Linked DNA regions of Homo sapiens: region 2 is linked to region 1. Evidence: read pairs that join two places in POLR2A ChIA-PET (ENCODE). Cell type or tissue: MCF 10A. All regions are shown on one strand. Each heading gives the region's core, and the rest is flanking DNA. Links, peaks and the distances in the headings are about the cores only. Region 1 overlaps TPST1 (tyrosylprotein sulfotransferase 1). Region 2 overlaps TPST1 (tyrosylprotein sulfotransferase 1).

Region 1 (16,292 bases), core at 4,121-12,120:
GGCCATGTGTCTTGGTTATGACCCAAAACAGCCCTTTAGCAGTGGACGTCTACATAGTGGCAGTTCCAAAACACCTCATTAAACACACACACACACACACACACACACACACACACACACACGGTCTCACTATGTTGCCCAAGCTAGTCTCAAATTCCTGGCCTCAAGAGATCCTCCTGCCTCAGCCTACCAAAGTGCTGGGATTACAGGTGTGAGCCACTGAGTCTGGCCCTTTTTTGTTGTTGTTTTTAGACAGGGTCTTGCTCTGTCATGCAGGCTGGAATGCAGTGGCATGATTACAGCTTGCTGCAGCTTCAAATTCCTGGGCTCAAGCGATCCTCCTGCCTCAGCCTCCTGAGAGGGTGGGACCACAGGCATGCACCACCACACCCAGCTAAGTAAAAAAAAAAAAATTTTCTGGACACAAGGTCTTCCAATATTGACCAGGCTGGTCTTCAACTCCTGATCTAAAGCCATCCTCCTGCCTCCACCTCCCACCTTGAACTCCTCTTTTCCCAGTTTTGAAAATAAAATTTACACTTTAAGAAGGAGGAAGAAATGGGGAAGATAAAAAAGCCAAGAAGCCAACCAGGCTTGCCTGGATAAACACTACATCCCTTACATTGGTTTTACTTCAATAATACAACTAATTAAGGGTTGTTGATTTTTTCAAGTTGCTACTTGGCATGTGAAACAGTTTCTTCCTCAGTAAATTTGAATACCAAGTGTCTATTCTGTGATTGAATGAAGCAAGTATTTTACACATGGGAAACCATTGTTAAATGATTGTATTATAGAAAGGGGTGGATGGGACGGGAGTAAGGGAGGAGCGGATGTCACCATGCCTGTCCCTGTGCTCCCCACCCACCTCCTCTGTTCCTGCTCCCCATGGTGTTTGTCAAGGGGCACAGTGCGCTGAAGGAGGGGTTACCAGGTGGCATATCCAGAAGACATCATTCTCGGCTTCATGGAATCCACTTACTTTGATCTAATTTGTTTACTCATGAAATTCATTCAACGGGCCGGGTGAGGTGGCTCCCAGCACTTTGGGAGGATGAGGCAGGCAGATCACGAGGTCAGGAGTTCAACACCAGCCGGGCCATGATGGTGAAAATCCACCTCTACTAAAAATACAAAAATTAGCTGGGCGTGGTGGCAGGCACCTGTAATCCCAGCTACTAGGGTGGCTAAGGCAGAGAATTGCTTTAACCCGGGAGGTGGAGGTTGCAGTGAGCTGAGATCTCACCACTGCACTACAGCCTGGGTGACAGAGGGAGACGCCATCTCAAAAAACAAAAACAAACAACAAAACAAAAAACAAATTCATTAAACGTTCACATCAGCAGCTTCTGAATGTCTTTTTTTTTTTTTTTTGAGATGGAGTTTAGCTCTTGTTCCCAGGCTGGAGTGCAATGGCGCAATCTCGGCTCACCGCAAGTTCCTGCCTCAGCCTCCCGCGTAGCTGGGATCACAGGCATGTGCCACTACGCCCGGCTAATTTTGTATTTTTAGTAGAGACGGGGTTTCTCCATGTTGATCAGGCTGGTCTTGAACTCCTGACCTCAGGTGATCCGCCCGCCTCGGCCTCCCAAAGTGCTAGGATTACAGGCGTGAGCTACCATGCCCAGCCAGCAGCTTCTGAATATCTAAGCCAATTGTTAAACATAATCATGTTACTGGATTCTTAAAACAAGCTGGAGGCTGGGTGCAGTAGCTCACACCTGTAATCCTAACACTTTGGGAGGCTGAAGCGGGTGGATCACCTGTGGTCACGAGTTTGAGACCAACCTAGCCAACATGGTGAAACCCCATCTTTACTGAAAAAAATACAAAAAAATTAGCTGGGCATGGTGGTGGGCACCTGAATCCCAGCTACTTGGGAGGCTGAGGCAGGAGAATCGCTAGAACCTGGGAGTCGGAGGTTGCAGAAAGCCAAGATTGCACCACTGCACTCCAACCTGGGTGATAGAGGAAGACTTCATCTCAGAAAAAAACAAAAACAAAACAAGCTAGAGACGGGTTTGTTTTAGCTTCATTTTCAAATTGTGAAGACAGGCAGTGAGAGTGAGTGGGTTGTCCAAATTCAGGCAGCAAGCTGGAGACCACACGGTCCCTGGCCCTTTGCAGCCAGAGTGTGTGGGCCAACTGTGTAGTGGTATGCACTCCCACTCTGTCTGCCAGCACTACCATGTACCATGTCTAGCCTCATCACCTGGAGACCTGGGAGTCTTCTTTGGTTTTCTCTGACCTTTGCCACCAGATCTGCTTACTTGCAAGTCCTGTCGGTTGTACACCTCCCAGCCTTTCCCCATCTTCCTCCTTTTTATTTTGGTCATTGTTTCAACCCAGCTAGAATAATATCTGGCCCAGATTATTGCAATAGTTCCTAGTTGGGAGTCCTCTAAACTTTTTTGTTTAAACAATGATGGCCGAACAGGTGGCTCATGCCTGTAATCCAAGCACTCTGGGAGGCTGAGGCAGGAGGACCACTTGAGGCCAAGAGTTCAAGAGCAGCTTGGGCAACAGAGTGAGACCCCACCTCTACAAAAAAAATTTAAAACTTAGCTGGGTGAAGGAAATGTATACAGTGGTCCATTTCCAAGACAAAGTGCCTTAAATCAACTTAGGTCAGTAGACTACAGAAGAAAACAGGATACAGTAGGCTCCTGCTTGGACAGCCAATGCCTGCTTGTCACCCCCCCCCAACCCCCTTAGTTACCCTCACCTGAACCAAAGAAGTTTAGTCTAAGATGAAAGTTTACTAGCTGCAAAATAGCTCGTGTTGCCTGTTCTTATCAGCCTGCCCCAGCTACTTAAGTCATAAGTCAAATACCTGAAGAGCCCCTGAGCTAACTAGGATTGCAATGCATTGTGGGCTGCAACAAAACGCAGCAGGACAACCCTAAAGAAAACACCCGAAGCCCCTACCCAACGACCAATAGGCAATGTCCGGGAAGATTGTGACCCCATAATACACAGCCCATGAGGAACTGGGGGAGGCACCTGTGCACTAGGGGATAAATTGCTTGTTGAAACTGTGCTGGGTGTGCCTGCTGCCAGACACCCAATATTACAAGAGCATCATTAAAAGTCTCACTTTCGCTGTTCTCCAGGTCTCTGAGTCCATTCTTTGGGTTTGGAGGGGTGAGTTTGTTTCTCATAATGGGGAATAAAAATCAAACATTGCCTTGGGGGCAAATATTGGTATCTAGGTAGGTTATAGCTGAAGATGTTCTGTCATTCTGATATGCTCTAGAGTGTTATATGACCTTGTCCCCACAAAGTTAGTGACATAATACTAACACAGGAGACAAGGGAAAAAAGAGGTTATGCTGGAGCTGATTTAATTGCTACTCGGAAGTTGCAGCAGTTGAGTTAGACTTCATGAGGAAATAGGACTTAAGATAGCTGAGCTCTTAATGAGGTTGTGATTTCCCAGGTAGGGGGACTGGGTGTACGAGCATCTGGAAGAAGAAAGTGAAGAGAATGAAACAAGGGAGGAGAAAGGCACCGTATATCAGGGAGCAGTAAGGCCACATTGTGGCAGCAGAATAGCTTAGACATTTATTATTAATTTTTTTAGATGGAGTCTCACTCTGTCACCAAGGCTGGAGTGCAATGGTGCTATCTTGGCTCACCACAACCTCCGCCTCCCAGGTTCAAGTGATTCTCCTGCCTCAGCCTCCCGAGTAGCTGGGATTACATGTGTGTGCCACCACACCTGGCTAATTTTTGTATTTTTATTGGAGATGGAGTTTCACCATGTTGGCCAGGCTGGTCTCCAACCCCTGATATCAGGTGATCCACCCTTCTTGGCCTCCCAAAGTGCTGGGATTACAGGTGTGAGCCACCATGCCTGGCCAGCTTAGACATTTAGATGTAATGTTAGGCATTGGAGAATTAAAGGTTTTGGAGCAAATGAGTGACTTAAAACAGTGTTAAACACAAGATTGATCTGACAGCAGTATTTTTAATTTTTTTTTTTTTTTTTTGAGAGATTCTCCCTCGTCGCCCAGGCTGGAGTGCAGTAGCATGATCTTGGCTCACTGCAACCTCCGCCACCCAGGTTCAAGCAATTCTCCTGCCTCAACCTCCCGAGTAACTGGGATTACAGGTGCACACCATGCCTGGCTAATTAAAAAAATTTTTTTTGTAGAGACAGGGTCTCCTTATGTTGCCCAGGCTGGACATATTCATTTTAAATGGAAAGGGACAGGGCTAGGGAAGTGGACTGCAGAGGACATTAGAGTCAGGCTTGTGCCTGGGCCCAGCTACATGCCAAGTCACCTGTGGCACTAGGTGGGGGGCCTTGTGTAAGTGACCTGACCTAGTTGAGCCTGTTTCCTGATCTGTAAAACAGTATGTATGTCAGAAGGCTCTTTGGAGGATTAGTAATTCACCAAGTATTTTACTTGGTTTCTTTTCTTTTCTTTTCTTTTTTTTAGACGGAGTCTCGCTCTATCACCCAGGCTGGAGTGCAGTGGTGTGATCTCGGCTCACTGCAACCTCCGCCTCCCAGGTTCATGCCATTCTCCTGCCTCAGCCTCCCAAGTAGCTGGGACTACAGGCACCCGCCACCACACCCAGCTGATTTTTTGTATTTTTAGTAGAGACAGGGTTTCACCGTGGTAGCCAGGATGGTCTCCATCTCCTGACCTTGTGGTCCGCCCACCTCGGCCTCCCAAAGTGCTGGGATTACAGGCATTAGCCACTGCGACCGGCCTTACTTGGTTTCTAGAAAGTGCCAGTTTGCTAGGTGCCAAAAGTACAACAGACAAGAAAAAACATAGTCTTGGAACTCCAGGAACTTATTGGCTGGTGGAGGAGACAGATAATAAAAAAGGCAACAAACAGATGAAACACTGCAAAGTGTGACCATGAAGAAGGCAAGCAGCGGGAGAATTACCTTTTAGTTTAAGAGGCCAGGGAAAATCCCTCTGAGTAAGTGAGGCTTACCGAGACCACAGAATTGAGAAGGAGCCTATCAGACAAAGAACAAAGGGGGCTGGGTGTGGTGGCTCACGCCTGTAATCCCAGCACTTTGGGAGGCTGAGGAGGGAGGATCATTTGAGATTGGGAGTTTAAGACCAGCCTGGTGAACATGGTGAAACCCTGTCTCTACTAAAAATACAAAAATTAGCCGGGCGTGGTGGCACATGCCTGTAATTTCAGCTACTCGGGAGGCTAAGGCAGGAAAATTGCTTGAACCTGGGAGGCGGAGGTTGCAGTGAGCCGAGATTGTGCTACTGCAGGCCAGCTGGGTGACAGAGCAAAACTTCATCTTAAATAGCCAAAGGGAAGAACATTCCAGAGAGAGGAGATATGTAGAGACAGGAAGAACTTGCTATGTTCTGAAAATAAAGATACTTCTAGAGCACAAGCGGTGAGGTTGGGAGAGAGGCCTGCGATGAGATGGAGAGGAGGACCCTGCCGGCCCTGACAGGAGTCTGGACTCTTTTAAGTGAAATGGAAGCCACTGAAATGTTTCAGGCGGGGAGGCTCCTGTCCAGATGTGCATTCTAAAAACTCTTATTCTGCTGTGATCCAAAAAATACGTTGAAGGTAGGATCAAAGATCTTGGATGCGAATGGAAAGAGGGAGGAAAAGGGTGAAATCAAGTGTGACTCTTCAGTTTCTGGCTCAAGTGACAGTAGAAAATACTGCAGTTACTGATATGGATATGACCTAAATGGATAGGTACAAGTTTTGGGGCAGAGATGGGATAACATGTTATATACCCTTTTCATGGCTGGCACATATGTGAACACACTCAATATGGGAATTATTACTACTATCTGGACATCCTGGGTTTCATAACAAAGGCTTCTAGAAAACAAGTGGAAATAGTAACTTCCATGTCCTTAAATACAGTCTGCAAGCATGAAATAGAACAGGATTCTCAAAGTGGATGGCAATAGGTTCTCTCTTGAAATAAAAAGAAAACTTCACTACAAAATGATAATGCAGGCCAAGCACCGTGGCTCACACCTGTAATTTTAGTACTTTGGGAGGCTGAGGCAGAAGGATCGTTTGAGCCCAGGCTGGGGAATGTAGCGAGACCCTGCCTCTACCCACCACCCCCCTCCAAAAAAAGGTGATGGCTCCAGGGGAGTATCTACAATACAGCCAACCAAGGAAACTTTGGTTTATCACATCAGCATCTGATAAGGTCTGTGCTTCTCTGAAATCACATTAATGAAAACATGTAACTACCAGAATGCTTCACATTGAAAGCTTTTATTTTGAAAAATAAAATACAAAAGTCATTAGGTTGTAAATGTATAATGGTAATTTCCCAACTTCTCAGAAACAATACAATGAATTAAATAATTAGGATATTTAATATTATTCACATCAATACACTTAAACAGGCACACGTGTTCTACAAAACATTAGAACATGTACAGACAACCTATTTCAAAAGGAGACTGCCCAAGTCTGCTTACAGGATCCCATTTTTAAACCCTCTCCTTGAAAACAAACGTCATAATGTAAGAAAAGAGAACAAGAGGAGTTTTAACAGGAAACACATGTTCCTTCTGGGCTCCTTACTGCAGGGCTGTGCATGAAATCGGGATCAAGAGCTCTTTGCTCAGGAGGCAGATCCCTCACGAGGCCCAAAGCTGTGCGGACACCTCCATCCTCTCAGTGGGAGGAAACTGGCAAATGCACAGGCGGCGCAGCCAAGGTGCAGACGCTCCACCAAGCTTGGCAGGGGACAGCCAATCCTAGGAATTTCCCTTCTGCTGAAAAGGCAGCAATCTTTCCTAGGGCGAACAAACAGAATGTGGTTACAGGTGTGGAGTCCCGGTGTGTTCTCCCTGTGTCTTCGTCTCTTCCTTCCCAGCTACAGGCCTAGACAAGCCAGGCGGTTGGGGAGGTTCCTGCAGATCAGGGGCCAGGAGGATGGATGTTGAGAACAGCTGCCTCAGGAAGACTGCCTGGGAGGCACACACACCCTCACTCTGGTGCTTTCAGATGCATGCAAGTAGCTGCTGGGTGCAAAGCAAGCAGATGGCCAAAACCAGGGCTGCTCCTGCCCATTTCTAAATAACTGACTGTCATCTGCTATTGTTGCTACTGTGGGGGCACTGTCAGGGGCACCAGATGTCCAGGGGTCAGCACCATGATTCCTCGTGTGAAGAAATGGGTCCTAAGGTTCTTAAAGTGTCCAGGGGTCAAGACCCTGATTCCTCCTTATGTGAAGAAATGGGTCCTAAGGTTCTTCAAGTGTCCAGGGGGCAGCACCCTGATTCCTCCTCATGTGAAGAAATGGGTCCTAAGGTTCTTTAAGTGTCCAGGGGGCAGCACCCTGATTCCTCATGTGAAGAAATGGGTCCTAAGGTTCTTTAAGTGTCCAGGGGGCAGCACCCTGATTCCTCCTCATGTGAAGAAATGGGTCCTAAGGTTAAGTGTCCAGGGGTCAAGACCCTGATTCCTCCTCATGTGAAGAAATGGGTCCTAAGGTTCTTTAAGTGTCCCAGGGGTCAGCACCCTGATTCCTCCTCATGTGAAGAAATGGGTCCTAAGGTTCTTTAAGTGTCCAGGGGTCAGCACCCTGATTCCTCCTCACGTGAAGAAATGGATCCTAAGGTTCTTTAAAGGAAGCTCCAGAGAACACAGATACTGTTATTGAAATGCCAAAGGGACCCAAAAGATAAGAAAGATAGTATCCATCCTAAGGGCTTTGCTGTGTCCCCAGTTCTCCTGAGTCCTCCTCAGCACAGGTTGGCCCCTCCCAACCTCCACACACAAGCCAGGGTGAAATGCTGCAGAGGCAACTGCTGATGCGGTCCATCCTACAACACGCTGGTAAAGAAATGAGGCCTTGTGTGTGTTTGGTGGGGCGGGCAGGGAGATTACCTATGAAGTTTGAAAGCATTTTGTATAAACAAAATTAGCCAAGGCCTGATAACTGCTGTTAAATATGCAGACCCACAGGGCATAAGACTAACATTCAGCATTTGCTCCTCAGCAAAAAGGAAACCTGAATCCTAGAACCTGTCAATATTAGCAGCTTGCTGCCATCTGGGATTTTGACATGACGGACCAGCGTCCATGTGCTTCTTATGTCTATAATCCATCAACGCACCGCAAGTCACATTCAACCTGTTTTCTCACTAGCAAAACAGGAATACTACCAGCTTGCCAGAGTGGTTTGAGAACTGAATACAATTTTATATATAGATGTATATATAATTTAGCGTATCTGTTATATATATATCATCTTATATATATGCAAATAAAATCCTTGGTATTTTATGCCTGGTATGGAGTATGCACAATACATCATTATATAAAGTAAAAATAAAAACATTATATAAAAAAAAAAAACAAAGGTCAGCAAGTAAACTATGAGAAAAAATCACTATCAATATCAGATTTTATTTTTATTTATTTATTTATTTATTTTTGAGACGAAGTCTCGCTCTGTCACCCAGGCTAGAGTGCAGTGCTGCAATCTCGGCTCACTGCAACCTCTCTGCCTCCTGGCTTCAAGCAATTCTCTTCCTTCAGCCTCCCGAGTAGCTGGGACTATAAGTGCCCACCACCACGCCCAGCCAATTTTTTTTTTTTGAGACGAAGTCTCTCTCTTGTCACCCAGGCTGGAGTGCAATGGCACGATTTCGGCTTACTGTAACATCCACCTCTTGGGTTCAAGTGATTCTCCTGCCTCAGCCTCCCAAGTAGCTGGGATTACAGGTCCCTGCCACCACACCCAGCTAATTTTTGTATTTTTAGTAGAGACGAGGTTTCACTATGTTGGCCAGGCTGGTCTCGAACTCCTGACCTTGTGATCTGCCCACCTTGGCCTCCCAAAGTGCTGGGATTACAGGCATGAGCCACCATGCCCAGCCAATATCAGATTTTTTGAAAAGGCTGTTCAAGTTACAACTGATCAAAGGCTTTGCCACATCATTTGGAGCAAAACTGATCTTAAGAAAGTTTGGGTGGATAAGCAGAGACTGAAAGTCTGGGACAAGGGTATGAACTCTGAGCAGCTGCACCTGGAGATCTGGGCTGAGAAACCAGCTTTGCCACTCATGAGCTGGTGTCCCTGGACATGTGCCTGATGAGGGCCACATACTCAGATAGAAAAAGGGCTGAGAAGGCAAGGCTGGCCTTGTCTACAATGTAGCACTTAGTCCAATGAGACAATATAGGTTACTCACATAAGCCATCCATAATACATTAAAACAAGCAAGGGCAAACTTGAAAAACCAACCAAGAAACAAACAAACAAACAAAAATTGCAGTAGGGCAAAAACATCTGCAAGTCCAGCACACGAAGAAAGCCACTGGAGGTGGGGATGGGTGGCTGGGGCCCTGGCTGAACAGGTAACCAGAAGTAAACAGCCACTCTTGAGTTCTGGGTTTCCTTGCCTATGGACTATGGTCCTGACAAACGACCTGCTCCCTCTGGGACCAGCTTCCTTATCAGTAAACAGGGAGTTGGGCTTGATGGCCTCCAGGTCCCTTTCAGCTGAAATATTTCATGGTTCATAATGAAAATAACAATACTATTGTGCGCTTATTATGAGCCAGGCTCTTGGATGATGATTAATTCTCACCACCATGCTCTTGTTAATATTATCCTCATTTCATAGATGAATAAATGAAGACACAGAGAGGTGAAGTAATGTGCTTGCTTCCACACAGAAAGTGAAGAGGCAGGATTCCAACCCTGGCAGACGGACTCCAGAGCTGTGCTCTCCACCTTGGCCACCCAGCCCCCTGCAAGAGCCCGAGTGGGAAACAGAAAGACCTGGCAATGTCCCCCAACCCTCACCTCATGTATGGAAGAGGCTCCTGGTTCTGCTACTCCACTTGCTCAGTCTGTTGAAGGAAAGAAAAGATGTTTTAATGTCCTTGAAGTTGGTCAGCATGAGAAGTGACCGTCCCCACTGAAACATGAGGGGTGGCCCGCAGGCTCTGTTCACTTTCAGATGAACTCAGTGCACTACTGTGGTATGCTCAAGAATCTGACTGGCCTTTCCCCCTGGTTCCTGGGAGGGAAATGCCGAATCCTTGGAATTTCCTGGGTAACAAGAGTGTCTTTGTTATTTCTGATGCCCTTGGATCACATCTGGATTTATGTTATGAGATGATTCAGGATGGGGCTGCTCACCACAAAGACCAACCATGGGATCAGGGGCTGGGGCTTGGAGCCCACGTCAACTCTGGGGAGGGGAGGTTGGCTGGAGATTGAGTTCTAACACATGACCAACGATTTGATCAATCTTGCCTGCATAAATAAACCCCAATAAAAATGCTGGGTGTGGAAGTTCAGTGGCACTTCCCGGTTGGTGAACACATGGGTGTGCCGGGAGGGTGACGTGCCCTGCTTTCATAGGGAGGAGGCACAGAAGCTCTGCATTCAGGACCCTCCTGGGCCCACTTCTATCTTATGGCTGGTCCTGATCTGCATCCTTTATAAAACTGTCATTGTTAAGTACTACACTTTACCGAGTTTTATGAACCATTCTAGCTAATTATTCAATCTGAAGGTTCTATGAGTTTCTGCTGATTTTCATTAGAAGTTAAACTGAAGACCTTATGGGCCCTTTTCTACGTGTGTGTGTCTCTGTGTGCACACTTCTGCATGATTGTTTCTTTTTTTAATAGACAAGGTTTCCCTCTGTAACCCAGGCTGTAGTGCAGTGGCACAATCACAGCTGTCTGGGCTTAACAGATCATCCTGCCTCAGCTTCCCAAGTATGCCACCACGCTCAGCCTTTTTTTTTTTTTTTTTTTTTTTGATGGAGTCTTGCTCTGTCACCCAGGTTGGAATGCAGTGGCGCAATCTCGGTTCACTGCAACCTCTGCCTCCTGAGTTCAAGCAATTCTCCTGCCTCAGCCTCAGGAGCAGCTGGGATTATAGGTGTGTGCCACCACACCCAGCTAATTTTTTTTGGTACTTGTTTTTAGAGATGGAGTTTTGCCATGTTTGCCAGGCTGGTCTTGAACTCCTAATCTCAAGTGATCTGCCCGCCTCAGCCTCCCAAAGTGCTGGGATTACAGGTGGGAGCCACCACGCCTGGCCCTGCCCAGCTAATTTTTTGATAGAGATAGGGTCTTGCTATGTTGTCCAGGCTTTTTGCCCAATTTAAAAAAAAATTCCCTTACGATGATGATCTATATTCCACAGATGAGTTTTTTGTTTGTTTGTTTTTTGTTTTTTTTTTTGAGAGGGAGTCTCGCAATCTTTCCCAGGCTGGAGTGCAGTGGCACGTTCTCAGCTCACTTCAACCTCTGCCTCCTGAGTTCAAGCGATTGTCCTGCCTCACCCTCCCAAGTAGCTGGGATTACAGGTGCCCAACACGCCCAGCTAATTTTTTTTTTTGTATTTTTAGTAGAGATGGGGTTTCACTATGTTGGCCAGGCTGGTCTAAAACTCCTGCCCTCGTGATCCAGCCGCCTTGGCCTCCCAAAGTGCTGGGATTACAGGTGTGAGTCACTGCACTCGGCTCCAGATAAGTCCTTTGTTTCAAATATATTCTCCTACTTAGGCTCACTATTTTACTCTCATGATTTTTATTACATAAACATCCTCAATTATAATGTAGTTCATATTATCTACCTTTAAATTAATAATCAGTACTTTTTAGGGCTTAAGAAATCCTGTCCTCTTATGGTCATAAAGATGGTTCCTCTATTATCTTCTTCGTTTTTATGAGACAGGATTGACTGCCCAGGCTGCAGTGCAGTGGTGTGATCTCGGCTCATTGCAGCTTCAACCTCTGGGGCTCAGGTGATCCTCCCACCTCAGCCTCCCAAGTAGCTGGGACTACAGGCATGCACCACACCCAGCTAATTTTTTGTATTTTTAGTAGAGATGAGGTTTGGCTATGTTTCCCAGGCTGGTTTTGAATGCCTGGACTCAAGCAATCTGCCTGCCTCCCAAAGTGCTGGGATTACAAGCGTGAGCCTCATGCCTGGCTCTTCTATATCCTCTAACAACTTTCATTATTTTGCCTTTCACATTTAGGTGTGCAATCCATTTGGAAATATTTTTAGGTATGTTGTGAAGCAGGAGTGTCCCTTTAGTTTTAGTCTCAAATACCTTTTCTTGACTTCTTCAGATTTGTTATGCAAACCGGCTTTTGGAATTTTTTTTTTTTTTTTTTTTTTTTTTTTTGAGACAGACTCTCGCTCTGTCACCCAGGCTGGGATTACAGGCGCACACCACCAAGTCTTGCTAATTATTTTATATTTTTAGTAGAGACGGGGTGTCACTGTGTTGGCTAAACAGATCTTGAACTCCTGACCTCAGGCAATCCACCCACCTGGGCCTCCCAAAGTGCTGGGATTACAGGCGTGAACCACCGCACCTGGGCGCTTTTGGATTTTATATTCCTTCAAGACAGCCTCTTGGAATATTCTCTGGCTCCAATTTCCACAGCCGGTGTCAGTCTGTTCATGAATCTGCCCAGGTTTCTGGGACATCATGCCCAGCCTGGGCCCAGAGCTCTGTGTCCCCTTGTCTGCACGAGGTGGTCGGATTCTTCTGGATAAATCAGGAGCTCCTTGAGGTCTTTCTTTCCCCCGTGACTCCTGAGGACTTACTCTAATTCCTCACCATAGTAGACACTGGGTAAACAATTGGTGAATAAGTGAATGAATGGATGAATAGTAAATATATGTGAATAAGAATATGCCTTGAAAGTACTTTGAAACACTCAAGTCATATGTATCAATTACTGGCGGCTAAGTGTTTTCAGAAAAGGGTCAGGAAGGAAGAGGCTTCAACTCTGGTGTGAGACATGGCTTCCCTCAGAGAGGGCAGCCCATTTACTCCAGGCTTGCATCAGGCAACTGGACTTCACACAAGTCTCTGAGGTGCTGTTGCTTCACCAACCTCTATCTGGAACGCTTTCAGAAACTGAGTTCAAAACTGAGTCTCCTCTTCCTATTGACAAGCTAATCACTGACAGCAGCAGCCTGGAGGCAACATGCATCATCGCCTTGCTGGAAAGGGAAGTCGGCTGCACTCAGGCCATGAGTGTCCATTTTTTCTGACTTCCATATGGGCATGACAGTGATGCCCAGAGGCAGGATGCCGGGCTCCTCTAGGCATGTCAGCCGTGAGACTCCCTGTTTCTTTCCAACCCAGGAAACAGGATTGGAATGCAAGTCAGTGAGAGAAGACGTTACAGGGAAAACTCTGAATCTGCTTAATTTTTTTTATTTTTGAGACAGGGTCTCACTCTGTCACCCAGGCTGGAGTGCAGTGGCACAATCTAAACTCATGGCAACCTCCACCTCATGGGCTCAAGCGATCCTCCTGCCTCAGCCTCCCAAGTAGCTGGGACCAGAGGCCTCGCCACCATGCCTAGCTAATTTTTTCTTTTTTTGAGGCAGTCTTGTTCTGTCACACAGGCTGTAGTGCAGTGGTGTAATCTTGGCTCAGCAACCTCCACCTCCCGGTTCATGTGATTCTCCCTCAGCCTCCCAAGTAGCTGGGATTACAGGCAAATTCTGCAATACTCGGCTAATTTTTATATTTTCAGTAGAGATGAGGTTTCACCATGTTGGCCATGCTGGTCTTGAACTCCCGACTTCAAGTGATCTGCCAACCTCGGTCTCACAAATTGCTGGGATTACAGGCATGAGCCACCATGCTGGCTTTAATCCTTCAAACTCTCACTGTCCTTCCCAGGGGCCAGTGACTATGTGTATATATAAGTCATCTGGGCTCCAAATGAGAAAAGTCAAAGGGGCAAGGATGTACAGTACACAGAGTAGGAACAGAGAGGGTCGCTGAACATTTTTATTTCAAATTAGGCACTGGAACGCTGGAGCAGCTTTACCCACTGGGCGGCTTGTGCAGGACCTCAAGCAATCAGAATTTGGTTATCAATAAAGTATTTCCCTGGTTTTGGGAGACACTGAGCTCTCTGAAATTAAGACTGTGTTAAATTATTGTTAAAATCAACAAGTCCCAGACGCTGATCTTTCTTCCCCAGCACATATCACTATCCCTTTTCTTCTTTTCTTTTTGGTTTTCTTGTTTCTGTCTTTTTAATTTCATTATCTCTTTAAAAATATTACTTCAATGCAAGAGCCAATCTAGTATACATCAGGAGGAAAAAGCAGACACAGTACCTGTGGTTTTTCTTTAAGAAAGTCAGGTAGTTGGAATTCTCCCTTATAGACCTGGAAAAACAAAGCAGGCGTGAGTTTAAGGCAACAGGTCCAGTCCCCATCATTGCAGGACATGTGCCATGCCTGACCGTGGCCGGGTTTACTGCTCCACTGCTGGTGAGTTTAGAATGAGAAAGAAGCCTGTCAGTTCAAGAGCAGCCAGTGGGCAGCACTGAGGGAAATCCCCATTCACTGTAATTCCCTCCTGCTCTGTGTTTACCGAGTGCTCACAAATGTGGGCTGGCTAGGAGAGGGCTCAGGGTACCCTAAAAACAAAAGCACCCTGACTGCCAAATCCCAATCACTTTAGCTGAGAGAGGAAGCAAGCCCTAGGCAATCTCTCTCAAGCAACCAACACAGAACTCACGCAGTTTAGGAACAAGCTCTTCCTGGTTCCTTTTGAATTCTCCAAGGATACAACCCTGGATTTAATCCAACTTTACTTTTCTCAATTTACCCAGAATTCTCATGGTGATTTGAATTTGAATATTAAGTGATTCTTAAAATGATATAAACCGTAAATCTCATAAAATCTTATAATTAAAAACCTATGCTTTAATATATAAAAATGTTTCTAATACATGCAATAATTAGGAATCTTTATGATAAATTTGTGATAAATACCATTTATTACATTTAAAAGCCCACTGAATATGTAAGAGTAAATCAATAAAAGATATATAAAACCTTAACACAGAAAACTATAAAACACTATTGAGAGAAATTAAAGACCCACATAAACAGACATACCACTTTCAGGGACAGGAAGATTTAATATAATAAAGATAGCCATTCTCCTCAAAGAATTCCCAATCAAAATTCTAGCATGCTTTTTTTTTTTTTTTGGAGGGGAGGGAGTAATTTCAACTTGATTGTAAAAGTTATATGGAAATACACAGGGCCAAGAATAGTCAAGGTAGTTTTAAAAGAATAACAAAGTAGAAGAACTTATTCTACCAGATATCGATACATTACTATTATACAGCTACAATTATCTACATTACATAGCTCTAAACATTAGCTAAGTTAATGATATAGCCATAAGTAAGACAGTAGGGTTTTGGCACAAGGATAGATAAATATATCGATGAAACAGAATGACAGGTCCAGAAACAGCCCCTCAGATGCAGATGCCTGGTTTACGGCAAGGTGGCATTGCAGAACAGTGCAATGAGAAAGAATAAATTAAAAAACGTGATCTACGCATATAATGATACACTATACAGTAACAAAAAAATGAACTCTGCTACATTAGCAACAACACAGATGAATCTCAACATAATGATGAGGAGGTGGGGAGCCAGATTCCAAAGAATAATATACTACATCTTCATTTAAAAAATTTAAAGCTACTAAGTAGGTAAAACAAATCAATGATCTTAGAAATCAGGATACTGTTTGCCCTGGGTAGGAAGGAGGTGGTAGTGATTGAGAGAGAGAAGCTGAGAGAGGCTTCCAGGGTGCTGGTAATTTTCTGTCTTGATATCAGTAGTGATTATGAGCATGTGTTCATTTTGTGAACACATCAGTTATTGATAAATGATTGGTATACTGTATGTGTGATATACTACAACAAAATTCAATAAATGAATTAAGTCAGTGGTTTAATGTTAAAAATTTACTGTTACACATATATCATTTAAGTACAAAGATGTTTATTTCAACACTTTGCAACAGCAAAAAAAAACTTGGGAACAAGTAATGTCAATGAAGAGTGGAAAAGCAATCCACTAGGAAGAAGTTTGATAACCACCGGAATCGCGATTGTAACAAGAAACTAAGGAAAGTTATTGGAAGGACAGTTACTGGATAGTCCTTCAGAGCACAGAAAATCTCAATGCTGAATCCCAGGTCTAAAAACCTAAAGAAGTTTCTCCTTTTACTGATCCACTTATAAATATAGCTGCATTACTTCGGAGGCTCAGAGAATGAACACACTTTTTTTTCCTGCAATGCCTAAAACTTGGTCTATTTTTTTTTTTTGTTCTCCGTTACAGTCTAGGAGACCTAAACTGAAGTAGAGACACAAGGCTTATAGATAAGGTATTTCCGTGGAGGTGCATGGCCCTGGAAAGTGAACAGGGTGCAGGATAACAAAACTGCAGCTGCTAGGAGTGTCTCAAAGCTACCATCATCTCCCCCAGTCA
Region 2 (16,292 bases), core at 5,232-13,231, 76 kb after region 1:
AATGAGCAAAGCCTCCAAGAAATATGGGACTATGTGAAAAGACCAAATCTACGTCTGATTGGTGTACCTGAAAGTGATGTGGAGAATGGAACCAAGTTGGAAAACACTCTGCAGGATATTATCCAGGAGAACTTCCCCAATCTAGCAAGGCAGGCCAACGTTCAGATTCAGGAAATACAGAGAACGCCACAAAGATACTCCTCGAGAAGAGCAACTCCAAGACACATAATTGTCAGATTCACCAAAGTTGAAATGAAGGAAAAAATGTTAAGGGCAGCCAGAGAGAAAGGTCGGGTTACCCTCAAAGGAAAGCCCATCAGACTAACAGCGGATCTCTCGGCAGAAACCCTACAAGCCAGAAGAGAGTGGGGGCCAATATTCAACATTCTTAAAGAAAAGAATTTTCAACCCAGAATTTCATATCCAGCCAAACTAAGCTTCATAAGTGAAGGAGAAATAAAATACTTTATAGACAAGCAAATGCTGAGAGATTTTGTCACCACCAGGCCTGCCCTAAAAGAGCTCCTGAAGGAAGCGCTAAACATGGAAAGGAACAACCGGTACCAGCCGCTGCAAAATCATGCCAAAATGTAAAGACCATCGAGACTAGGAAGAAACTGCATCAACTAATGAGCAAAATCACCAGCTAACATCATAATGACAGGATCAAATTCACACATAACAATATTAACTTTAAATATAAATGGACTAAATTCTGCAATTAAAAGACACAGACTGGCAAGGTGGATAAAGAGTCAAGACCCATCAGTGTGCTGTATTCAGGAAACCCATCTCACGTGCAGAGACACACATAGGCTCAAAATAAAAGGATGGAGGAAGATCTACCAAGCAAATGGAAAACAAAAAAAGGCAGGGGTTGCAATCCTAGTCTCTGATAAAACAGACTTTAAACCAACAAAGATCAAAAGAGACAAAGAAGGCCATTACATAATGGTAAAGGGATCAATTCAACAAGAGGAGCTAACTATCCTAAATATTTATGCACCCAATACAGGAGCACCCAGATTCATAAAGCAAGTCCTCAGTGACCTACAAAGAGACTTAGACTCCCACACATTAATAATGGAAGACTTTAACACCCCACTGTCAATATTAGACAGATCAACGAGACAGAAAGTCAACAAGGATACCCAGGAATTGAACTCAGCTCTGCACCAAGCAGACCTAATAGACATCTACAGAACTCTCCACCCCAAATCAACAGAATATACATTTTTTTCAGCACCACACCACACCTATTCCAAAATTGACCACATAGTTGGAAGTAAAGCTCTCCTCAGCAAATGTAAAAGAACAGAAATTATAACAAACTGTCTCTCAGACCACAGTGCAATCAAACTAGAACTCAGGATTAAGAATCTCACTCAAAGCCGCTCAACTACATGGAAACTGAACAACCTGCTCCTGAATGACTACTGGGTACATAACGAAATGAAGGCAGAAATAAAGATGTTCTTTGAAACCAACGAGAACAAAGACACCACATACCAGAATCTCTGGGACGCATTCAAAGCAGTGTGTAGAGGGAAATTTATAGCACTAAATGCCTACAAGAGAAAGCAGGAAAGATCCAAAATTGACACCCTAACATCACAATTAAAAGAACTAGAAAAGCAAGAGCAAACACATTCAAAAGCTAGCAGAAGGCAAGAAATAACTAAAATCAGAGCAGAACTGAAGGAAATAGAGACACAAAAAACCCTTCAAAAAATCAATGAATCCAGGAGCTGGTTTTTTGAAAGGATCAACAAAATTGATAGACCGCTAGCAAGACTAATAAAGAAAAAAAGAGAGAAGAATCAAATAGACACAATAAAAAATGATAAAGGGGATATCACCACCGATCCCACAGAAATACAAACTACCATCAGAGAATACTACAAACACCTCTACGCAAATAAACTAGAAAATCTAGAAGAAATGGATACATTCCTCGACACATACACTCTCCCAAGACTAAACCAGGAAGAAGTTGAATCTCTGAATAGACCAATAACAGGCTCTGAAATTGTGGCAATAATCAATAGTTTACCAACCAAAAAGAGTCCAGGACCAGATGGATTCACAGCCGAATTCTACCAGAGGTACAAGGAGGAACTGGTACCATTCCTTCTGAAACTATTCCAATCAATAGAAAAAGAGGGAATCCTCCCTAACTCATTTTATGAGGCCAGCATCATTCTGATACCAAAGCCAGGCAGAGACACAACCAAAAAAGAGAATTTTAGACCAATATCCTTGATGAACATTGATGCAAAAATCCTCAATAAAATACTGGCAAACTGAATCCAGCAGCACATCAAAAAGCTTATCCACCATGATCAGGTGGGCTTCATCCCTGGGATGCAAGGCTGGTTCAATATACACAAATCAATAAATGTAATCCAGCATATAAACAGAGCCAAAGACAAAAACCACATGATTATCTCAATAGATGCAGAAAAGGCCTTTGACAAAATTCAACAACCCTTCATGCTAAAAACTCTCAATAAATTAGGTATTGATGGGACGTATCTCAAAATAATAAGAGCTATCTATGACAAACCCACAGCCAATATCATACTGAATGGGCAAAAACTGGAAGCATTCCCTTTGAAAACTGGCACAAGACAGGGATGCCCTCTCTCACTGCTCCTATTCAACATAGTGTTGGAAGTTCTGGCCAGGGCAATCAGGCAGGAGAAGGAAATAAAGGGTATTCAATTAGGAAAAGAGGAAGTCAAATTGTCCCTGTTTGCAGACGACATGATTGTTTATCTAGAAAACCCCATCGTCTCAGCCCAAAATCTCCTTAAGCTGATAAGCAACTTCAGCAAAGTCTCAGGATACAAAATCAATGTACAAAAATCACAAGCATTCTTATACACCAACAACAGACAAACAGAGAGCCAAATCATGGGTGAACTCCCATTCACAATTGCTTCAAAGAGAATAAAATACCTAGGAATCCAACTTACAAGGGATGTGAAGGACCTCTTCAAGGAGAACTACAAACCACTGCTCAAGGAAATAAAAGAGGACACAAACAAATGGAAGAACATTCCATGCTCATGGGTAGGAAGAATCAATATCGTGAAAATGGCCATACTGCCCAAGGTAATTTACAGATTCAATGCCATCCCCATCAAGCTACCAATGACTTTCTTCACAGAATTGGAAAAAACTACTTTAAAGTTCATATGGAACCAAAAAAGAGCCCGCATTGCCAAGTCAATCCTAAGCCAAAAGAACAAAGCTGGAGGCATCACACTACCTGACTTCAAACTATACTACAAGGCTACAGTAACCAAAACAGCATGGTACTGGTACCAAAACAGAGATATAGATCAATGGAACAGAACAGAGCCCTCAGAAATAATGCCGCATATCTACAACTATCTGATCTTTGACAAACCTGAGAAAAACAAGCAATGGGGAAAGGATTCCCTATTTAATAAATGGTGCTGGGAAAACTGGCTAGCCATATGTAGAAAGCTGAAACTGGATCCCTTCCTTACACCTTATACAAAAATCAATTCAAGATGGATTAAAGATTTAAACGTTAAACCTAAAACCATAAAAACCCTAGAAGAAAACCTAGGCATTACCATTCAGGACATAGGCGTGGGCAAGGACTTCATGTCCAAAACACCAAAAGCAATGGCAACAAAAGACAAAATTGACAAATGGGATCTAATTAAACTAAAGAGCTTCTGCACAGCAAAAGAAACTACCATCAGAGTGAACAGGCAACCTACAACATGGGAGAAAATTTTCGCATCCTACTCATCTGACAAAGGGCTAATATCCAGAATCTACAATGAACTCAAACAAATTTACAAGAAAAAAACAAACAACCCCATCAAAAAGTGGGCGAAGGACATGAACAGACACTTCTCAAAAGAAGACATTTATGCAGCCAAAAAACCATGAAGAAATGCTCATCATCACTGGCCATCAGAGAAATGCAAATCAAAACCACTATGAGATATCATCTCACACCAGGTAGAATGGCAATCATTAAAAAGTCAGGAAACAACAGGTGCTGGAGAGGATGCGGAGAAATAGGAACACTTTTACACTGTTGGTGGGACTGTAAACTAGTTCAACCATTGTGGAAGTCAGTGTGGCGATTCCTCAGGGATCTAGAACTAGAAATACCATTTGACCCAGCCATCCCATTACTGGGTATATACCCAAATGAGTATAAATCATGCTGCTATAAAGACACATGCACACGTATGTTTATTGCGGCACTATTCACAATAGCAAAGACTTGGAACCAACCCAAATGTCCAACAATGATAGACTGGATTAAGAAAATGTGGCACATATACACCATGGAATACTATGCAGCCATAAAAAATGATGAGTTCATATCCTTTGTAGGGACATGGATGAAACTGGAAACCATCATTCTCAGTAAACTATTGCAAGAACAAAAAACCAAACACCGCATATTCTCACTCATAGGTGGGAATTGAACAATGAGATCACATGGACACAGGAAGGGGAATATCACACTCTGGGGACTGTGGTGGGGTTGGGGGAGGGGGGAGGGATAGTATTGGGAGATATACCTAATGCTAGATGACACATTAGTGGGTGCAGCGCACCAGCATGGCACATGTATACATATGTAACTAACCTGCACAATGTGCACATGTACCCTAAAACTTAGAGTATAATAAAAAAAATAAAATAAAATAAAATAAAAATAAATGAAAAAAAAAAAAAATATATTTTTCTGATCATTAAATAGCAAGAAATAAAATAAGAAAAAAACGTATTCAGATCCCAAATTCAAAATCTAGTTTTCTCAGTTGCTTTAAAAAATCTCACTTACCCTTCGAGTGTTTTCAATAATTTTGGGATCAGGTTTTCCGTAGTTAGGTGGGTTGGCATATGGGTCATATCCAAGCTTGGCAAGCATAGGAGCAATCACTGCCATGTCTTGTAAAACATCTGGCGGTATCTTCCCAACCCATTTTGATAGAGCTCCTACATTGACTGGCTTGATTACTTGGTCTGTAGATCTCTCCACTCTGAAAACAACATAATATGAATAAATATTTATTTAAAATTTTTTAGAAAATCATGCTTTAAAACCACTATAAATTATGTTTTAATGACTAACAGTTGTCTGGATTACAAAACAATTGAGAAAGAGGGCACTAATCAGGTTTGACACTATTTACCAGAATTAAAAAATAATTTAAGATTGACAGGGATTATTGGCAATCTCAGATTTCTAGAAATTGGGAAAAGGGTTAGCTGAAACATGTGCATTATTAAATGTCTTGACACTGTAATTACAACATCCAGGAAAAAAACAGTAACAAAATAAAGATACAGCTGCTTAGAAAAATTGTCAGTCAACTTACTTGAAATGCTTACCAAAAAAAAGACAGACTGATGGATGGAAAGAGGGACAAATAGATGGTCAGAGAGATGGACAGTGATAAAGTAAATACAGCAACATGTTAATGGCACAATCTAGCTGGTGGGTATAAGTCTTTCAATTCTTCTGTACATTTTAACTTTTCGTAACAAAATGTTGGGGGAAAACTGCCAACCATAAACCACTAAGAACGTAAAATATTCACTTGTTCTATTTTCCTGCTGCCTTCCTTAAAAATCTTATTTTCTACAGAAGAAAAAAAAGGGCTGTTTTTGATTTTCAATATTACAGGATTCAATATTACAGAATAAATGTGTTCTACCTCTTGACATGGAAATTTACTCTAAGCCTGTAGTGATTATACTCACTATATTTGACTAAATAACTAGCAACCTCAGGATAAAATGTAGCATCAAATGACATTTGGATTTAAGCTGGATCTGAATTAGATTTTGGCCAAATGACTATAAAACAGAAATGCTTAAAAGAGACTTTTATATCGTAATACATAAAAAGTTATTCAAACATAGTATTCTAAGAAAAGGTAAAGGCCCTTTTAATTAAGAATATAACCTCTTAGTGAATAATCATTATCTGATGAGGAGTCTCCTAAAGGGGATCTGCTTCCAAAATAATAGAAAAACAATGCCTCTTCCCTGGGCTTCTGTGGGGCTACCTGCTCCAGGTTTCCCTCCTACCTCAGGAGCCACATTCCTTTCTCCCTTTTCAAATATTTCTCCAGGACTCCACTTAACCCACTGCTCCCTTCACTCTATCTATTCTCCCTGTATTGCTTCATCCCTAATGTTCTTTGCTTGACATTCTTAAACTGTGTAAAGAACATCCTCGTTTGCCCAGGACAGGTCCAGTTTACACCTAGCATAATTTACCTCAGCGTAATTATTAAAAGCACCTGCCATTCACTCCCATCAGTGTTCAGGAATGAGCAGAGGATGTTATATATGTATTGCATAAACTGTATTACTTTTCTAAAATCCAAAAAATTCTGAATTCTGAAACACATCTGTGTTAAGTATTGGGGTCACACATAGAGTCTTGTATGTCATGACTGGGAAGCTGGGCTTACCTTGAAGATAATAAGGAATAAGTGAAGAGTTTTAATAACAACTGATATGAACAAAGTATTATTATTAGCATTCAGTGCTGATAACTATGGGAAGAATAATTGGAGAATGAGGCAAGTGGGGTCAGGAAAATCAGAACAGATGCTCAACATGTTGGAAGAAAAGAAATGATTAAGGCTTCAATTAGATTAAATGAATTAGAAATAGAGATGAGACAAATTCCAAAGATAATTTTTAAAACTGCTAAGACACTGGGAGACCAAAGTGGGTGGATTATTTGAGGTCAGGAGTTCGAGACCATCCTGGCCAACATGGCGAAATCCCATCTCTACTAAAAATACAAAAATTAGCCAGGTGTGGTGGTGCATGTCTGTAATCCCAGCTACTTGGGAGGCTGAGGCAGGAGAATTGCTTGAACCCAGGAGATGGAGGTTGCGGTGAACCGAGATCACACCACTGCACTCCAGACTAGGCAACAGGGTAAGACTCCATCTTTAAAAAAAAAAAAAAAAAAAAAAGCTAAGACAGTGGCCAATTAGATAAGGCGGGGTGAAGAAAAAGAGAAAGGAGTCTATGATTAATTAATATTTGACTTGAAGGACAGATGTTTGTCTGTCATTCAATAATATAGACAGTATGAAGAAAAAGCATGTGGGTTTTTGATATTGTTGCTTTGTTTTGTTTGACATGTAGAGAACAATAAAAAAAATGTAAATTAATAGTAATCAGAAGGTCACCAAAAATCTAGAGAAAAAATCTGAATTGACTGGAATGTAGTAGATGCTCACTAAACAACGGCTATTATTATTTCACACTGATGGTAGCTCTGCTTCATCAGAATAGTGAAAGCCATATTTATCATTATGATTGAATAAATGATTTGAAGAAAAAGTATAATCATTTCTTGTCTGAAAAAGAGCTCTAAAATAAAAGACTTTGCAAAGGCTTTGCTGTATAACCACTGAGTTTACAAGAGCCGCTAGCAGCAAATGCAGTTAACTATGGCCTCTCAAGGGGAAGAACATGGGAAACCTATGCATATCAGTCAAGTGTTTCTCTTTAAGATCAGCAGAAATGACATTTTATATATATCAAGCATAAAATTCAAATTCAACAGTCACTTCTTAAATACCCACTATGTGGGTTTGATATTAAGGATACAAAGATGACTGACTAGGCCATGGCCTACCTCTCAAGATACTCAGAATCCAGCAAGAGAGACAAAGGTACACATAATACATAGCATCATAAATGAAATGACAGAGGTTAGAGACAATATGACAGAAGTAGGCCATTCTTTTCATGGGGTAACACATGACTAGGGCAAGTTACTAAGCAGCTAAGGCAAGGGTTAGCATCTATGAGTCACACATTAAATTAAATTGACTCACACTGCCTGTTTTTGTCTGGCCTGCAAGCAAAAAATGGCTTTTACATTTTTAATGTTTTAAATAAAAATAATCACATTTCATTACACATGAAAATCATGTGAAATCTGAGTATCAATATCCATAAGTAAAGTTTACTGGAACACAGCCACACTCATTCATGTATAGATTGTCTATGGCTGCTCTTGTAGTACAACGGCAGAGTTGAGTAGCTGAGGAAGAGACCATATGGCTTGCAAAATCTAAAATATTTACTATCTAACCCTTACAAAAAAACTTTGTCAACCCTGATGTAGGACTGTATCCTAAGGAAAAATAGGCTTTCTGTGTGTGGTCTCAGGTGATGTCTTCCTGACAGAAGGACCACATCAATATTCACATTCATGGAGATAACCTGGGGTTTTTTTTGTTTTTGTTTTTTGAGACGGACTCTTGCTCTGTCACCCAGGCTGGAGTGCAGTGACGCAATCTCAGCACACTATAACCTCTGCCTCCTGGGTTCAAGCGATTCTCCTGCCTCAGCCTCCTGAGTAGCTGGGGATTACAGGCCACCACCATACCCAGTTAATTTTTGTATTTTTAGTGGGGTTTTGCCACATTGGCCAGGCTGGTCTTGAACTCCTGACCTCAGGTGATCTGCCCACCTCGGCTTCCCAAAGTGCTGGGACTACAGGCATGAGCCACCGTGCCCAGCCACGTGGTATGGTTAGAGAATAGCAAGTGAGGAGAGCTAAGAATGTATTGAAGCTACTAAGTTGGGAGGATGGAAGGGAGAAAAGAAACAAGTGTTTACTCAGTGTTGCACTTATCGGGTTCAAGAAACACATTCGTTCAACCCAAAGGATAGATCATTAAAATAAAATAGAAAATGAGAACAAGATACGATGCAGTCCCAATCTTCAAGGAGGTCACGGTCTGGTTGGGGAGCCACACAAACATTCCACATTGAAACTCTCAGAGTTGCCTCTTAGTCCCGCATCAGCTCTCTGGGCTTCACTTTTCCCTCTTTCCATGGGTTCTAGTTATTTAGCTTATGTTTTTCTAAGAGGCAGCAAAGTGTAGTGGAGAGAACGCAGACCTGGAAGTCAGGTCTGTATGATCCAGTTTTGTAATCTAAGAAAAACTCTGATCCTAAGAGACTGAGGATAATGACCACTAACAGACGGAGACACAGTTTCCAAAACATTTTCAAAGCAGGAGTTGACAACTATTGCTCCAATCTGGCCTGCTGCCTGTTATGTAAATAAAGTTTTACTAGAACATAACCATGGCCATTTGTTCCTGTACTGCCTATGGCTGCTTTTGCTCTATAACAGAAGAGCTCAATGCTTACAACAGAAATCATATGGCCTGCAAAGCTAAAAATATCTGGCCCTTTACAGAAAAAGTTTGCCAACTTTTGTTCAAAAGGACACAGTGATTAGAGGGAAATGGGCCTGGAACTGAGAGCCTAATTTTCTTTTCTCGATAATAACCTGCAGACTGCAAGGAGCTCATTAAATCTCCCCTATTCCTTCAGTCCTTACAGAATTAACCAACACTTAGATCTAAAGCATACTACGGTATGAACTAGATACCATTCTACACCCCTTTAGCTTACTGAGACCTCAAAACATAGTGCCTCACAGACTGGTACATTTCAATACACACGGCCCATGCACACTGAGACAAGATATCTGTGACTCAGCAAGTTCTCCCCAGTCCCAACTGCCCAGGCTTCCTTCCGTCTGTGGCAGTCACAGTGGCGGCAACTCCTCCTCAAGGAATGGGGTCTATGCCAAAGTCTTGAATGACTGAGGTGAATACAATTCTCCACGACATTCATTTTAAGCATGGATCTTCCACGAGACTCAGTTAAACACTACAGCCAGGCTGACTGCCAAACCACAGGTCTGAATTATGATACCCAGCAACTACTACAAGAAACCAAATCCTCCATATTAAAGCATAGGGGATGGAACAGATATGCAAAAAGGAATGAGTGAAAGAGTACATAATCCAAGTGGTTAGGTTTATTACAGTAAAACATGTAATGAAATACCATTAAAAACCATGTTTTCAAAGACTTTCACTATTAGAAAATGCTCAGGTCATGTCTTGTGAAAGAAGATTTTAAAATGTATATACAATAGAAATTCAACTTTGTGAAAATGTGTTCTACAGACCAATAATGAGTTCCTAAATTGAATTAGTACTAAAAAACCTACCAACCAGAAAAAGCCCTAGACAGGAGGGATTCATAACCAAACTCTATCAGATGTATAAAGAAGACCTTGTACCAAACCTACTGAAACTATTCCCAAAAATTCAGGAAGAGGGACTCCTTGCCAACTTATTCTATGAGGTCAGCATCATTCTGACACCAAAACCTATCAGAGATACAACAAAAAAAGAAAACTTCAGGCCAATATCCCTGATGAACACAGATGCAAAAATCCTCAACAAAAATACTAGGAAACAGAGACTAGAAGCACATCAAAAGCTAATCCACCACAATCAAGTAGGCTTTATCCCTGGGATGCAAGGTGGGTTCAACATACACAAACCAATAAATGTGATTCATCACATAAACAGAACTAAAGACAAAAACTACATGATCATCTCGATAGACACAGAAAATGCTTTCAATAAAATTCAGCATCCCTTCATGTTAAAAACTCTCAACAAGCTAGGCATCGAAGGAACATACCTCAAAACAATAAGTGATATCTATGACAAACCCACAGCCAACATCCAGAACATGCTGAAATGTTCTGGAGGGCCCACAGATGTGGAAATTATGTATTTGTAAGAATTATATTAAACAATCTTTATTTGATAAATAGTACCTTACAATTCTAATGCTATCTATCAAACTTCAATAAGAGCAATTTCAGCATCAAGTAATGAACAATAGCTAAACTAACAAGAAATCAATCAAAAGTGCTTTAAAGGGAGCAGCACCAGTTGATGTGCTGCTGGAAGCATACCATACTGGAAGTATTCCCATTGAGAACCAGAATAAGACCAGGATGCCCTCTCTCACCACTCCTACTCAACACAGTACTGGAAGTCCTAGATAGAGTAGTAAGAAAAATAAAGGCATCCAGGAAGAGTGGAAGTCAACTATCTTCCATATTTGCAGACGATATGACTTTATACCTAGAAAACCCCACAGTCTCTGCCCAAAAGCTTCTAGATCTGATAAACAACTTCAGTAAAGTTTCAGGATACAAAATCATTGTACAAAAATAGCATTTCCATACACCAACAATATCCGAGCTGAGAGCTAAATCAAAAACACAATCCCATTCACAATAGCCACGAAAACTTGAACCATGTGTGTCAGACCCATGACCTACAAGAAGATGGCCCAAGATCTGGCCCAGGAATTGGAGAAAGACGCTTCCAATGCTTAGAGGAAGGTCCTCTTCTATGAGAAAACAGCCCAAGAATGCTGGGTGGCTTCCACGTCCACTGTGCGAGTGCTCTAGGTGCTCTGGAAAGAAAATGACCACAATAGGCAGAAGCCAGCTGACTGTGAGGTCAAGTTTCAGCCTTTCCCAAGCTGTCCTTTGGTGCCAGGATTTCCGTCTGCAGCCCACAAGGGCCGAGAAATGCCAGGGGGACTGTGGGCCACCACACCCCCAGGAGGGAGGCAGGTCACGATGTGAAGGCTTAGGTCCAGAGCACCTGCTGGTTTGATTCCGTTTTCCCCATAGGAGAGTCCTGAATGCCCAGAGCCTTAGCAGCACATCAGCTGGTGCTGCTCCATTTAAAGCCCTTTTGATTGATCTCTTGTCAGTTTAGCTACTGTTCATTACTTGATGCTGAAATTGCTCTTACTGAAGCTTGATAGATAGCATTAGGATTGTAAGGTACTATTTATCAAATAAAGATTGTTTAATATAATTCTTACAAATACATTATTTCCACATCTCTGGGCCCTCTAGAATTATACAGAATAAGTATTGTATTTTCATTTAGAGAAAAGGCCCCTCTTACCCCAACATCATTGTGTTTCATATGGATAGGAAAGTTTAAAACAAAGACCGTTTCTGATCTATGAGCTGTTATTAGAAAATAGTAGAGTAAATTGGCCAGAATAAGCTTTAGTTTTAAAACAAAACAAAACAAAGAAAAGAGTATGCTTATATCTGCTGGTGGGAATGTAAATTAGTTTAGCCACTGTGGACAGCAGTTCGAAGATTTCTCAAAGAACTCAGAACTACCATTAGACCCAGTAACCCCCTTACTGGATATATACCCACAGGAATATAAATCGTTCTACTATAAAGACACATGTAACTGTATGTTCATCGCAACACTGTTCACAATAGCTAAGACATGGAACCAACCTAAATGCCCACAACAGTGGACTGGATGATGAAAATGTGGTAGATATACACCATGGAATACTACACAGCTATAAAAAAATGAAATAGTGTCCTTTGCAGCAACATGGATGGAGTTGGAGGCCATTATCCTAAGCGAATTAATACATGAACAGAAAACCAAATACTGCATGTTCTCACTTATAAGTGCTAGCTAAGCACTGAGCACACATAGATACAAAGGGGAACAACAGACGCTTGGGCCTACTTAAGGGTCGAGGGTGGGAGGAAGGTGAGGATCGAAAAACTACCCATAGAGTACTATGCTTATTACCTGGGTGATGAAACAATCTGTACACCAAACCCCCGTGACAGACAATTTACCGGTAGCAAACCTGTGCATGTACTCCCTGAACCTAAAAGTTGGAAAGAAAAAAGCGATGTGTTCTAAATGCATGTTATATGTATGTTTAGAATCATATCAGAATGTTTACAATGCAGCATGATTTTTATTTTCTTACCTAACTTATCCATATTTTCCAATTTTCTATGATAAACTTTTTTTTTTTTTGAGACGGAATCTCGTTCTGCCACCCAGGCTGGAGTGCAGTGGGCTGGAGTGCAGTGGTGCGATCTCGGCTCCCTGCAAGCTCCGCCTCCCAGGTTCACGCCATTCTCCTGCCTCAGCCTCCCAGTAGCTGGGACTACAGGCGCCCGCCACCAAGCCCAGCTACTTTTTTGTATATTTAGTAGAAATGGGGTTTCACCGTGTTAGCTAGGATGGTCTCAATCTCCTGACCTCGTGATCCGCCCACCTCGACCTCCCAAAGTGCTGGGATTACAGGCGTGAGCCACTGCGCCCGGCCCAATGTCTTTCTTTTTTTACCTCATGCTGTCATGGGACTCGCAGAATCACGAAGAGTATCTTCACTCAGAAGTCTAATAACTATCTCAAGCTCAACATAGTCCAAACTGAGCTCTTTATGTCACCCCTAAAGTCTACCTTACCCGCACGGCAGCCTCAGCCTTCTAATCTCAGTTAAAAGCAACTCCATTCTTACAGTTGCTCAGGACAAAACCAGAGTTATTTTTCAACTACATTCTCTCATACTTCACATCAAATCCATCAGGAAATCTTATCAACTATACCTCAAAATATATGCAAATCTGGCCACTTCTCATTAACTCCACTGCTGCTCCCCAAGTCCAAGCAAACATCTCTCACCTGGATTTCTGCAATTTTTTTTTTTTTTTTTTTTTTTTTTTTTGAGATGGAGTCACATTCTTGTTGCCCAGGCTGGAGTGCAGTGGCACAATCTCAGCACACTGCAACGTCCACCTCATGGGCTCAAGCAATTCTCCAGCCTCAGCCTCCTGAGTAGCTGGGATTACAGGCACCCACTACCACACCCAGCTAATTTTTGTATTTTTAGTAGAGACAGGGTTTCGCCATGTTGGCCAGGCTGGTCTCAAACTCCTGACCTCAAGTGATCCACCCAGCCTATTTCTGCAACATTCTTCTAATAGGTCCCCCTACTTCTTCCTCTACATTTCTATGGTCTATTCTCAGTCTATCACCAGACAGAGCCTTTAAAACACCAGTCAGGTCATGTCACTCCATTGCTCAAAATCCTGCAATGACTCCCTAGTCACTCAGAGTGACTAGGCACTGGAAATGAGAGGGAATCTGAGTAATCACAGAATAGTTTTTCCTATTTGAATAGATTTCCTGATTTGTATAGATTTAGGGGATGATTTGATGAGATCATCCAAATAGAAAAAACTATTCTGAATAGTTTTCATCTCACCAAATCATTCCCTAAAAACATGCAAAGTAATCCAATAACAAAACTAAAACACCATGGACAACAAAACTAGATGACAAAGTAGCTCACAAACTCCAAAATACAAGTTCGTGGAGACAACCAACAGTAACCACAATCCCCTCATGGAATGAATGTTAATGTGGTGAAAGAAAAAGAAGCAACAACGCATCTGAAAACTGAGAATGGGAAACACCACAGCAGCCATAAACCAAACTCTAAAAATCAGAGCAGATCTATTTGAGAACACCAGTTGAAATTGGGAAGGGTTTCATCAAACCAAAAAGTGACTATAAGGGCCACTGGTAGGTTCTCAAAGGGGCCAGAGAAAGATGGGAAACATGAACTTGAAACCAACCAGCCAAAGCTCCTTTCCAGGACAGGACATCGCAATTAGAAACTTCTGGGAGGAGAATCAGAATTGGGCTAATTACAATGGTGACAGAGACAAAGGAAAGAGAAGGCCCCGATACAAGCGAGGGGAGGCTATGGAGTCAGGAAGTCTCAGAAAGCAAGCCACCATATTATTTAACGCTTTACCAGAACAAAACCAAAAAACAGGAGATGGAGAGCTATGAAATTAATAAAGACAGCTTGAACTATTCCTCCTCCCAAAAGCTTGAGAAAACTGTTTTTCAGTAAAAATGAGTGACAAAAAAGTATTTGGTCAAATACCATAAAGAGTTGTTAAAAGAAAACAGAGAAGAAGAAGAACATTCCTATAGAGAAAAAAAGACATGCCCACAAAACATTAAAATTGTAACTTACTATTTTAAAACAAGCTAAAAGACACTGAGAAAATGATACATAAATCATATTAGAAATAAGGTGATAGAGCTCAGGAATTTAGAAATGGAAGGAAAAATCATTACAAAAATAAACTAAACTAGAAGGAAGACAAGAGTTAATAAATACAAGAGAATCTTAAAAGAAATTATAAGTGAAATAGAATGCCTTCAAAGATTTAAAAGCTTTCCAATTTAAACTAATTGAAAATAGAAGATATTAGCCAGGCATGATGGCACATGCCTGTACTCGCAGCTACTTGAGAGGCTGACGCAGGAGAATCACTTGAACCCAGGAGGCAGAGGTTGCAATGAGCCGAGATCACACCACTGCACTCCAGCCTGGGAGACAAAGTGAGGCTCTGCCTCAAAAAAATACATATATATATATATATGAAATGTTTTTAAAATTTAAGAAGAAATAAAACAATTCAAAAGAAAGTGAAAAATATTAACAGGCAAAAAAAGTCTTTAATGAAAAATAGGAGTCTTTGAAGAAGAGAATCAAAGGGAACACAGCAAATACTAAAAACCAAAATTTAAGAAAACATTATTTTTAAAAAGTTTTTTTAATCTATATATTGACAGAACACATGGTATATCTGAGAATATCTGCTATATGATGACCAACAAAACATATTAAAATTATTGCACTTTAAAGAAAAAATATTTGAGTATCTAGGCAAAGTATAGGTATCCAAATTACCTATAGGAGAAGAAAATTAGATCAGACTTTTCAACATCAAAACTTTTTTTTTTTAAATTAAGTTTTTTAAACTGATGAAAACTGAATATATAACATGTTTTAAAATATGTATACATGGTGAAATGGCTCAATCAAGCTAATTAACATGTGCATTACCTCACATAATCACTTTTTTGTCATGAGAACATTTAAAATCTAGTCTCAGCAATTTTCAAGTATAGAATACACTGTTATTAACTATAGTCACCACAGTATACATCTCTTGAACTTATTTTTCCTGTCTAAATGAAATTTTATATCCTTTAATCCAACATCTCTAATCCCCACTCCTCTAACCTCCAGGCCCTGGTAACCACCATTCTACTCTTGCTTCTATGAATTTGACTTTTTTAGGTTCTACATAGAAATAAGATCCCAAGTATTTGTCTTTCCATGCCTGGCTTATTTCATTTACAATAATGTTCTACAGGTTTATTAACGATGTTGCAAATGACAAGATTTCCTCCTTTTAAAGGCTAAATAGTATTCCATTGTGTATGTATGCCGCATTTTCTTTTTATCCATTCATCTGTGAATGGATGCTTGGGTTGATATCTTGGCTATTGTGAATAGTGCTGTAATGAACATGTGAGTGCAGGTATATCTACCACATTCTGATTTCAATTCCTTTGGGTACATACCTGGTAGTGGGATTGCTGGATCATATGGTAGCTCTATTTTCAATTTTTTGAGGAACCTCCATGTTGTTTTCCATAACGGCTGTACCAAGTTACAGTCTCACCAACAGTGTA

What was found. ChIA-PET counts read pairs that join two places held together with the same protein. Peaks named below come from ENCODE experiments on the same cell type or tissue, not always from the same donor. Only the 100,000 strongest peaks of a DNase experiment are listed, where the experiment ranks them.
Region 2: POLR2A ChIA-PET joins it to region 1 with 11 read pairs; 3 of 35 experiments call an interaction of 5 or more read pairs at or near these places.

What each region holds. Positions count from the first base shown.
Region 1 is chr7:66,350,370-66,366,661 of GRCh38, reverse strand. It overlaps TPST1 (tyrosylprotein sulfotransferase 1), which reads right to left. Exons shown (of 6, transcript NM_003596.4): 4 at 14,107-14,157; 5 at 9,791-9,837; 6 at 6,219-6,767. The coding sequence ends at 9,820. Among named protein-coding and RNA genes, the nearest start is that of LINC00174, 42 kb to the left of the region's middle. RefSeq lists a silencer at 4,038-4,202. In MCF 10A, for the core only: no CTCF peak of the experiment used is centred there; no DNase peak of the experiment used is centred there.
Region 2 is chr7:66,275,264-66,291,555 of GRCh38, reverse strand. It overlaps TPST1 (tyrosylprotein sulfotransferase 1), which reads right to left. Exons shown (of 6, transcript NM_003596.4): 3 at 4,847-5,045. Among named protein-coding and RNA genes, the nearest start is that of TPST1, 78 kb to the right of the region's middle. In MCF 10A, for the core only: no CTCF peak of the experiment used is centred there; DNase peaks (open chromatin) are centred at 7,835 and 9,655.